Linked DNA regions of Homo sapiens: regions 1, 2 and 3 are each linked to region 4. The links are chromatin loops, found by intact Hi-C in ENCODE. Cell type or tissue: endothelial cell of umbilical vein. All regions are shown on one strand.

What was found. Hi-C counts contacts between places; a loop is a spot of excess contacts. Peaks named below come from ENCODE experiments on the same cell type or tissue, not always from the same donor. Only the 100,000 strongest peaks of a DNase experiment are listed, where the experiment ranks them.
Region 1: a loop joins it to region 4, with 17 times the contacts of the local background. A loop is called at or near these places in 12 of 110 quality-filtered maps.
Region 2: a loop joins it to region 4, with 10 times the contacts of the local background. A loop is called at or near these places in 27 of 110 quality-filtered maps.
Region 3: it touches region 4 in a loop (13-fold over the local background); 20 of 110 quality-filtered maps call a loop at or near these places.

What each region holds. Positions count from the first base shown.
Region 1 is chr3:191,415,961-191,418,460 of GRCh38, forward strand. No RefSeq gene overlaps it. Among named protein-coding and RNA genes, the nearest start is that of PYDC2-AS1, 8.3 kb to the right of the region's middle. In endothelial cell of umbilical vein, a CTCF peak has its summit at 1,232 (motif pointing right); a DNase peak (open chromatin) is centred at 1,251.
Region 2 is chr3:192,186,996-192,189,495 of GRCh38, forward strand. All of the region lies in intron 4 of FGF12 (fibroblast growth factor 12), which reads right to left. Among named protein-coding and RNA genes, the nearest start is that of FGF12-AS1, 50 kb to the right of the region's middle. RefSeq lists a silencer at 1,436-1,495. In endothelial cell of umbilical vein, a CTCF peak has its summit at 1,446 (motif pointing right); a DNase peak (open chromatin) is centred at 1,436.
Region 3 is chr3:192,129,526-192,132,025 of GRCh38, forward strand. No RefSeq gene overlaps it. Among named protein-coding and RNA genes, the nearest start is that of FGF12-AS1, 110 kb to the right of the region's middle. In endothelial cell of umbilical vein, a CTCF peak has its summit at 1,186 (motif pointing right); a DNase peak (open chromatin) is centred at 1,216.
Region 4 is chr3:192,421,973-192,424,472 of GRCh38, forward strand. All of the region lies in intron 2 of FGF12 (fibroblast growth factor 12), which reads right to left. Among named protein-coding and RNA genes, the nearest start is that of FGF12-AS2, 92 kb to the right of the region's middle. In endothelial cell of umbilical vein, no CTCF peak of the experiment used is centred here; a DNase peak (open chromatin) is centred at 1,209.

The DNA.
Region 1 (2,500 bases), 1.0 Mb before region 4:
CAAAATTGATCCAAAAATTGATGAAATCGGCTGGGCACGGGTGGCTCACGCCTCTAATCCTAGCACTTTGGGAGGCCGAGGCGGGTGGCTCACCTGAGGTCAGGAGTTTGAGATCAGCCTGGCCAACATGGTGAAACCCTGTCTCTACTAAAAATACACCAAATTAGCCAGGCGTGGTGGCAGGCACCTGTAGTCCCAGCTACTCGGGAGGCTGAGGCAGAAGAATCGCTTGAACCAGGAGGCCGAGATTGCAGTGAGCCAAGATAGCGCCACTGCACTCCAGCCCAGGTGACAGTGCAAGACTCCGTCTCAAAACACAAAAAAAATTGATAAAATCTTTCTCAGATTTTTATTTTCCAGTGATTTTATACCGTCAATCTACATGAGAATTTCAGGTGTCATCTAATCATTTTTTATCACCTACTTTGAAATTTCTGCCTGATACTATCACTTTAGAATGTACTATCTGTAGCATATTGTAAAGTACAAATACAGTGCAAGACATATATGTGATTTACAATTCTCTAGTAACCATATTTTAAAAGGTAGAAAATTATGAGTTGCGAAAATTTTATTTAATACATCTAAAATATTATCTTAGCATGTAATCAATACATTATTATATATTTTACTTTTGTTTTTGCCACTAAAACGCTTCAAATGTGGTGTATATTTATCGGCCTTTCAATTTGAACTAGGAACTTTTCAAGTGCTCATGAGTCACAGGCGACTAGTGACTACCATATTGGACAGTCCACTTGTTATCTATGTCAGCTCAAATGAACAACATTTAAACATGTTAACTAGTGTTATACAGTTATGGAAGTGAAAGTTTTTTTTTTTTTTTTTTTGAGACGGAGTTTCGCTCTTGTCGCCCAGGCTTGAATGCAATGACGAGATCTCGGCTCACTGCAGGTTCCAGCGATTCTCCTGCCTCAGCCTACTGAGTAACTGGGATTACAGGCATGCGCCACCACACCTGGCTAATGTGTGTGTGTGTGTGTGTGTGTGTGTGTGTGCGCGTGTGTAGTTTTAGTAGAGATGGGGTTTCAGCATGTTGGCCAGCCTGGTCACAAACTCCTGACCTCAGATAATCCGCCCGCCTCGGCCTCCCAAAGTGATGGCATTTTATAAACTTCCCAGTAATTGGTAAGTGTGAAGTGGTGTCTCACCTTCACCAGACTGAACTGTTTCTTTACATGTTGTACTCTCATTGTGCCAGCAGAGGGCACCTGGAGATGGCAAGACAGTATTAACCTTGAAGCACTCCCAGACTGAGACTATCTACTGGATTGGCTGAATGTGAAAACCAAGGCACCAATTCAGTTAGAAAAAAAAAAAATCCTACCTTTACAAAAGCAGTACTTTATCAATGAGTAAACATATCTCATTGTGTTTCAAAGATACTACTAGTAGATGCTAATTGTAGAAAATCTGAGAATATTGACAAGTAGACTTTAAGAGAAGAGTTTGAAGAAAATAGAAAAGAAAGTGCATTATTGCAAAAAGTAGCCAGTCGTGGTGGTGCGTGTCTGCAGTCCCAGGTACTCGGCTGGCTGAGGCGGGAGGATCACTTGAGCCTGGGAGGTCAACGCTGCAGTGAACCGTGGTCATGTCACTGCACTCCAGCCTGGGTTACAGAGCCAGACTCTGCCTCAAAAAAAAAAAAAAAAAAGAAAGAAAAATAATAGAAAGTGCATTATTGACAATAAAATTCCTGATAGAGGAGCCAGAGACATATATTCATATATGTTTTATATATAAAACACAGACCTAAATGTGTATATATAAGAAATTGCCCTTACATATATGAGAAACTTGCCTAATATACACCTATATGTGCATATATAAGAAACTGGCCTTTTATAGACATATCTCATTGTGTTTCAAAGATACTGTGTTTTTTTTTTATAAATTGAAGGTTTGTGGAAACCCTGCATTGAGCAAATCTCACCACCATTTTCCTAACAGTATTTCAAACTTCATTATTGTTATATCTGTTATGGTGATTTGCAATCAGTGATCCTTATGTTACTATTGTAATTGTTTTGGGGCATCATAAACTATGCCCAAATAAGATGGTTAATTTAGTAGATAAATACTGTTTGTGTTCTGACGGCTCTACCAATAGCCATTCCCCTATTTCTCTCCCTCACCTCGGGCCTCAGTATTCCCTGAGATACAACAATATTGAAATGAGGCTATTTAATAACCCTACAGTGGCCTCCAAGTGTCCAAGTGAAAGGTAGAGTTGTGCACCTCACACTTTCAATCTAATGCTAGAAATGATTGAAGTTCAGTGAGGAACATATGTCAAAAGTTGAGACAGGCTGAAAGCTAGGCTTCTTGCACCAACCAGCCAAGTTGTGAATGTAAAGGTTTTGAAGGAAATTAAAAGTGCTACTCCAGTGAATACACGAGTGATAAAGTGAAAGAGCCTTATTGCTTATATGGAGAAAGTTTCAGTTCTCTGGATAGAAGATGAAACCAGCCACAAGTC
Region 2 (2,500 bases), 230 kb before region 4:
TAATTGGAATTTCATCATTTTATAAAAGGAAGCCAACCTCACTACTGTTTCTGTTCTCTTAACTTGAAGCCAAGTAGCAGAGGGGTCACAGCATCTCATCAGTTTAGCTTGTATTCAACATGAATAGAATCTGACCATTTTCCCTAATAGAATCAGCATGCAAATTTCTAGCATTCAATTTTGAAAAGCTGTATTTAAAACTACTGTGTGGGAGAGCAGAACAATATGTGAAGGAGATATTATGCTAGAGTCGACGAGTTTTAGTTTCTGACATATATAGTCTTTTTTTGAGCAAAGGCAAAATTTATATAGTATATCTTATAATTTATCATAAACAGGTCAGTAAAACCATAAGCATATTTTTGCCTGCATTCTCAACTTCCACATATATTTTTAATGTAAAACAGCTATAAATGAGCCAGTCCAGGTAGAAAGAGAAGGTTAATGTGAAGTTGACCAAACAGCATTTGCTATTTAATTACACGATAGACACTAAAATAATTATGTAATTCATGTAGTCTTTTAGCTAACACTTAAATCCTGTCCATGTTCTAACTGGTTAATGATAAAGAGATTAATAAACAGTTTTTGCAGTCAAAGAATTTGCCATACTGTGAGGTATAAGATTAAGTGATAATGCTTCCTTCTTGAATAAGAATCAGGACCAAGGAGAGCTTCCTGAAGAGGCTGCTTTGGATTGACCCTTGAAGAATGTGTAGGAACTTGGAAGCAAATGAAGAGAGATAAACGAAAGGAGAGAGAGAAATAAATAGAACAGATGGAAAGAAAAAAGAAAAAAGAGAAAACTAAGAAAAGAAAGTGAAGGAAGGTGAAGAAAGGAAAGAAAAAGGAAGGGAAGGGAAAAGGAAGAAAGAATAGTAAGTTTTCCTCGACATGGGGGGTCAACTGTGGTTACCATATCACGGAAATAAACAGTAGCAGATCTATGTATTAGGAAATGAGAACGGAAAGACAAGTGAGGTTTAGAAAGTGGAGACATTCCTATTCTAGTCCCAGGAGTTTCAGAGACATTCCAGTGAAACAGAGAGCCAGGAAAGTTTCCTAAGGAGAGTAGTGGCCTCATGTATTTATTCATCAATGTATTATTTTATTAATCCAACATCAATTTATAATATTCTAATAATTTCATAATCATGTGATTCTAAGAATGAAATCTAGAATTCAAAGAGGTACTAGTGAGACAGCTTGAACTAAAAGACTGTCCAATGGCAGGAATTCTAAGCATAGGACCTCCATACTCTTTGCTCCACAAAACTCAGCACATTTCAAATTATGTTATTCTGTCCTCTTTACAGGTTAATGGGGATTACAGATTGAAACTACGCACGTGTTTTTGTGTTTCCATTTTCAGGTTGCTTTCCTGAGGTGGTACTTAACCTCCAATTAGAGAATGCCGCCACTAGGTGGCGGGGTGGTGACTTGGTTCCAAGAGGCTACAGTTGGTGGGACCAAGAAAGGGAGGGTTATGGGTCCCATGATTCTTATATCTATTTCATTTTTTCTTTCAAAAACTGCAGTGGACAGTTGAGAAATAAGCTTCGATAATAAGTTTTTAGAAACAACTAAGTGTGTCATGTGATACCTGGATGACAATACATTGTCTGAGAAATACAGTAAGACAAATGAAAACTCTGGGCTTTGATGCAAGACACTGAGTTTCAATTTTGCCTGTGCCATTTATTAGTTGAATGAAAAGCAGAAAGTTCCTTCATTTCTATGAGCGTTGGACTCATTTAAAACTTGAATCATCATACTTATTTCACAAGTCTGTTAGAAGACAAAGCCATGTGGTGCAATGTGCTTTGAAAAGAACGTGGGTAACCACCTAGATATGATCCACAAATATGCCTGATCCAATCCCAAGAGGTTTTTCAAGTTCACAACATTTCACATAGAAATGTAATCTCTAATTTCTTATGAAAAAGTCTGAAGTTCAGGTAACACTTCATCTTCATTCCTCTGTCTAAGAATTAGCTGGAGTTACGTGACCCAGGCTCCCCTCCCTACACATGAGTGTGCTAACACAGATTTAGGGGAAACTTGCCTGGGACTCCGGCACATCAATGTCAAAGAACTACTTGACATTTCATGCCAGCCGCAGCTTGTAGGCTTCCTCAGCCTCGGTTTCATGGTATCTCCAGTCCTGTTTAAGCCATCTAAAAGGGGCTTTTTTGATTTCCTTTGATTTATTTATTCTCCTTTCTTCCTTTACTTCCCATACTTGGAGGAATCCAATGGAGAAAGACAATATTAATTAGATAATCTTTAAGGGAGTCATACCCTCTCCTGTGACATAGGCATGCTTCTCAGTTCCAAAATAACAGAGAAATTTGACCTCTCCAAACAGAAATTAGCTGGCGACTGAATGCATTTATGTTAGATTAAAAAATGTAAAGTTGACGCACCTCTCTCCTCTCTTTGCCGTCTGTTACAAACTAAACTGTGCCTTCTCTCACCCCAAAATTTTTTTGTTGAAGCC
Region 3 (2,500 bases), 290 kb before region 4:
AAAAGGGGAGATTTTCATTCAGGAAAACTGACTAGATAAAATAATTGAAATATAAATAAATGTCATTAAATTTGGGGGGTTTTAAAGAATATCAGGGGTCCTGTCTGGATAAGATGGAATAAACACTGGTGACTCAGTCTTCTGCACTGAATAAAGACTAGACAGATGCAACAGAGCAGCTCTTTGAGGACTCTGATAAATAGAAGGCAAACTGGGGAAGAAGCCCAGAATTCAAATACTGATGAATTTATCATTTTTTTCCTCTAATGCTCACAACCAACACAGCAGTGATCACAAAGGAGTTGGCAGAGAGAGCTTGGGAGAAGCCTAACTCTGGCTTCTTCTAAGAAGTTCTCCCTAGTTCTGGCTCAAGAAGCAAGAAAGGGAACTTAAAATATTCCGAAAGAGTGTGGAAATGTCCTGTTTTATTTTTCTTTCTTTTTTCTGTTCTCCCATGGCCTAGTTCCTATGCAATCCTGTGGAGCCAAAATTCTAGGTGGGGAAAGTTTCTATTAGAGTAGTCCCCCCTTATCTGTGGGGAATATGTTCTAAGACCACCAACGCATGCCTGAAACTACCAATAGTACCAAACCCCATGTATTTTTTCTTACACAACCCCACAATAAAGTTTAATTTATGAATTAGGCATAGTAAGAGATTAACAACAATAACGATAATAAAGCAGAACAATTATAACAATATGCTGTAATAAAAGCTATGTGAATGTAGTCTCTTTCTGTCTTTCTCAGTATATCCTGTTGTCACGTATACACCTATTTTCAGGCTTTGATTGGCCACAGGTAACTGAAACTGCCAAGAGCCAAACCATGGATAAAAGGGGACTCCTGTCTCATATCTTCAGCAGAGGATCCTTGGTTCCAAGAGAGTGAGGCTGACCACCACTGTCGTCCATCTGGATTGTCCTTTCATTGTTTGGACCTGGATGTGGGCACACCAGAAGTGCACCTCAGAGTGGGATAACTAAAACCCTGGCTTCCTTGATATAGAAGGACCCCAAGGAACCAGAAAGTATGAAAGTTATGGAGAAAAAGGAAAACTCAGGAAATCAATTCCAAATAATTGTTTATAAATTTTGGACTCGTTCCCAAGCTTGCACATGTGGATCTGATGTTATTTAGTGTACAAAAGATAGAACTGAAGATACACCACTGCCCAATGTCTGAGACTGGCCACTAGGTGGCACATGAACTGGACTGATCCAAATAGTACTGCGAATGCTTTGAAGACTATGCTAGCATTGCAACCACAGCACACAGGAGAGGCAGATTCGAACTTAAGAGTGAACCTAACCAGGCTGACTCTTACTAAACGAAAATGTCAACATTCTCCATAGGATTTAAAGAAGTCCCAGAGTCTCATAACATAACATAATATTCAAAATGTCCAGGATACAATGAAAAAAATTTTGGTATGTAAACTATCAGGAAAATCTCAACTTTCATGGGGAAAGACAATCAACAGATATAAATATGAAGTAACAAAGATGTTGGAATTATCTGATTCTTGAAACCAAAGGAAAAATAGAAAGTACACAAAATAAATGGAAGCTGTCAAGAAGTACCAAATGAAGATTTTAGAATTATAAAAATAACAACAACAGTAATAACTTCCCCCTCAAAACAAGAAACAAACAAAACAAAATTTAAAACCCTCCTTTGACAGGCTCAGTAGCAGAATAGAGATGACAGAGGAAAGAATCAATGAACTTGAAGAAAAATCAATAAAAATGATTTAATCAGAACCATAGAAAGTTTTCTTAAAAAATGAAAAGTTTAACAGAACATTAGACATCTGTGGGGAAATAACAAAAAAACTAGTGTTTTTGTTATTTGAGTCCCAGAAGGATAGAAGAAAAAGTGCAGTGCAGAAAAAAGTTAAAGAAGTAATCGATAAAAATGTCCCCAAATTGGCAAGAGAACTGGACATAAAGATTCAAAAAGCTCAGTGAATGCCAAACAGGATAAAAGCAAACAAATCCACACCCAGAAGCACTGTAATCAAACTGCTAAAAATTAAAGACAAAGAAAAAAGCCCAGAAGCCACCCAGAAAAAAAAGATTCGTTATCAATAGAAGAACAGTGACATAGCTCAGAAGGAAGTGTTGAAAGAAAATAACTTTCAACTCAGAATTCTATACCCAATGAACGTATCCCTCGGGAATGAAGGTGAAATAAAAACACTTTGAGAAGAAGAAAAACTAAGGGCATTTATTGCCTTGCAGACCTGATCTAAAGGCATTGTGAAAAAAAAAAAAAGCTCTTTAGGATTTTAGGATGAAGGGAATTAATATAAGAAGGAAACATGGAACATTAACAATGAAGGAGGCTGGACACAATGGCTCACACCTGTAATCCCAGCACTTTGGGAGGCTGAGGCAGGCAGATCACTTGAGGTCAGGAGTTCAAGACCAGCCTGGCCAAATGGTGAAACCCCGCCTCTACTAAAAATACAAAAATTAGCCAAGCGTGGTGGCATGCAC
Region 4 (2,500 bases):
TGGCCCAAAACAACATAAAGCTGTCCCTGTCATAGTTGGACTTCAAAGGTTTTTGCTTTAGTTTATTTTTTTTTGGCTTTTGGTATTTTTTTTTCCTGTGTACAATTTCTATATAGATAAGAAATCTTAGATAACTGTTGGTGAACAGTTTTGTAATAATTTGGATAAAAGACAGAGATAATTCTATAGTGAGGAGAGTCAACAGAGGAAATACATTCTAATGGATTTGTTTCTAGCCTGAGCTGAATTTTTATTCTGATGTTACTTACTCAGTACGGAACTTTGAACAAATTATTCCTCTTTTTTGGTCTCTATTTCCTTATTCTTAAAATGAGATTAACCAGATGATTGCTAAGGTCTCTTTCTACTCTAAAATTCTATGACTCTAAATATAGTGCTCACCGACATCATATTACTTAAACAAAACAAAGTAGGAAGCATTTTCTGTCATCTTCCAAAGTAACTTCAGAGTAGTTAACTAAAGTGAAAAGAGCATTGGTTATCCTTCTTTCCCCAGGCCATTGGCTAGATTCCCTCAGTCCCCAGAAGAACTAAACCTGACTCATTAATCTTGTGCCACAAAGCCCTTCTCTATAACTCTGGATAAAGGCAATATTATTTAAAGCTAACATTTTTCAAGTGCTTATCATTTACCAGGAACTGGTCTAAGCACTTTATATGTATCAACTTATTATCACAACCACCCTATTAAATGGGTATTATTGTCAACACGTAAACAGAGGAACAAAAAAAAGTAACTTGGCTAAGGTTATACAGCTGTCAAAGGGAATGACCATGATTTGAACTCAGCAAGTTTGGGTTCAGCCTCTTAGTAATTGATGAATCACATTTCAGTTATGTGGTCCCAGTGTAGTAGGAGAGGAAGGGTGCTAGTTCTGGTGCTAGTGATGGCTATGATAGCTCTTCTTTTTTGTTCTATATGCAAAGAAAACATGTGGCTGGGCAGGGTGGGAAAACCTGATGTGAAGAATGCTCTCAGCTATAAGAGTTGGGAGCAAGCCCATGCTTTCCCCTTCCAAATACCGGAAAATCTTCTAAGTAAGCCTTGATATGACAGCTCCGTGAGTTTATAATCCTAACTGAGCCCTGTAATAGCATAGCATCTCACTTCTACTTCCTTGAAAATTGTGGGTAAGACTTAATCCTGCTTCTGAAGCAGAATCAGGCCTAAATGTGTGGCTCACTAATTTTCTTTTTTGTTAGAGAGCCCCCTGTTGCATAATTTGTGTAATTAAAGTATGTATAGCTTTGCTAAGCAATTCTCCTAGAGCCACTAAAATGTGTGAGTGTTTTAGAAATTATATTGGCATAAAATACCAACCTCTGATTTTCTTTTTGGAGTGTTCCATCTTAGGGAGCCATTTTATAAGTATGTATCTAGAAGAGCGACTTAACACAGCATTAAGTCGCTAAATTCTCGGGTTTTTCATTCTAATGTATAACTGCTGTTAGCTTATTGAGAGAGCCTGGGCAAACAGCTTAAACTTTTTGTTTCTTAAGATCATTTCCAAAATGAATACAACAGACTCTCATGACAAAGATTTACGTGCAAAGATTTAGATATGGAATCACCACATACAATACTTGGAATGGAAAGAACTTTAAGAATTATTCAGGCTTATGCCCTCATTTTAAAGATTATGAAATTGAAGACCAAGAAAGGTGCAACATGCTTTAGGTCACACAGTTCTTGGTAGCTTAAGCAGAAACACAGCCTAGGCCTCCTGATTCTACGATCAGTGGTTTCTCTGGTATAAGGTTTAATTTTTCTATTAAAGACTATATTTTAGGCTTTTTAAAAAAGTTCTAACAAAAGCTAGTAGGTACAAAATGACACAGTTTATAGAAGCTTCCCATTCAAGCCTCACAACCACTCAGTAAGACAGTTACTAGTTATTATCAACACTCACTATATGCCTAATTTATAGATGCATAAAGAGAAGCTCAGGCTGCTGAGGAAGTGGTCCAAGGTCACACTAGCATTCTAGCTCTGATCTCCGAAATTTGAAATTTATTTTCTTCTTCGGACCTTTTCTTCACCCCGCCCTCTTTAAATTTGTTTCACGTCAGATCAAATGAATTATAAAGTCTTCAAAAAAAAAAAGACTATTAATGCTTTCCCCAAAACGTCCCCAGTTAGCATATAAGCTAAGCATTTCTTCACTGGCCACTTCCCCAGATCCTGTTCATCTGACATCTATTTTCAAATAAAACAGGATTCCTTAGAACAGTAGGAATTTCTCACACTGGTTTATTGCATAGGAAAAGAGAGTCATAATTCTTTTTGTAACCATAGAAGTATCATCAAAATACAGAATTATTTGTAATGCTAATGAGAATTTTCTTCACCAGGTAGTGCTGTTTGCAAAACATCTGGTGCACCATGCCAAAAATACATAGGAGCTGAAAGGCAGGATGCAAACTTTGCCTCAGGATCTTCTCCACCAGGTAATTTCAAGACAGGCATTGCCTTTAATAT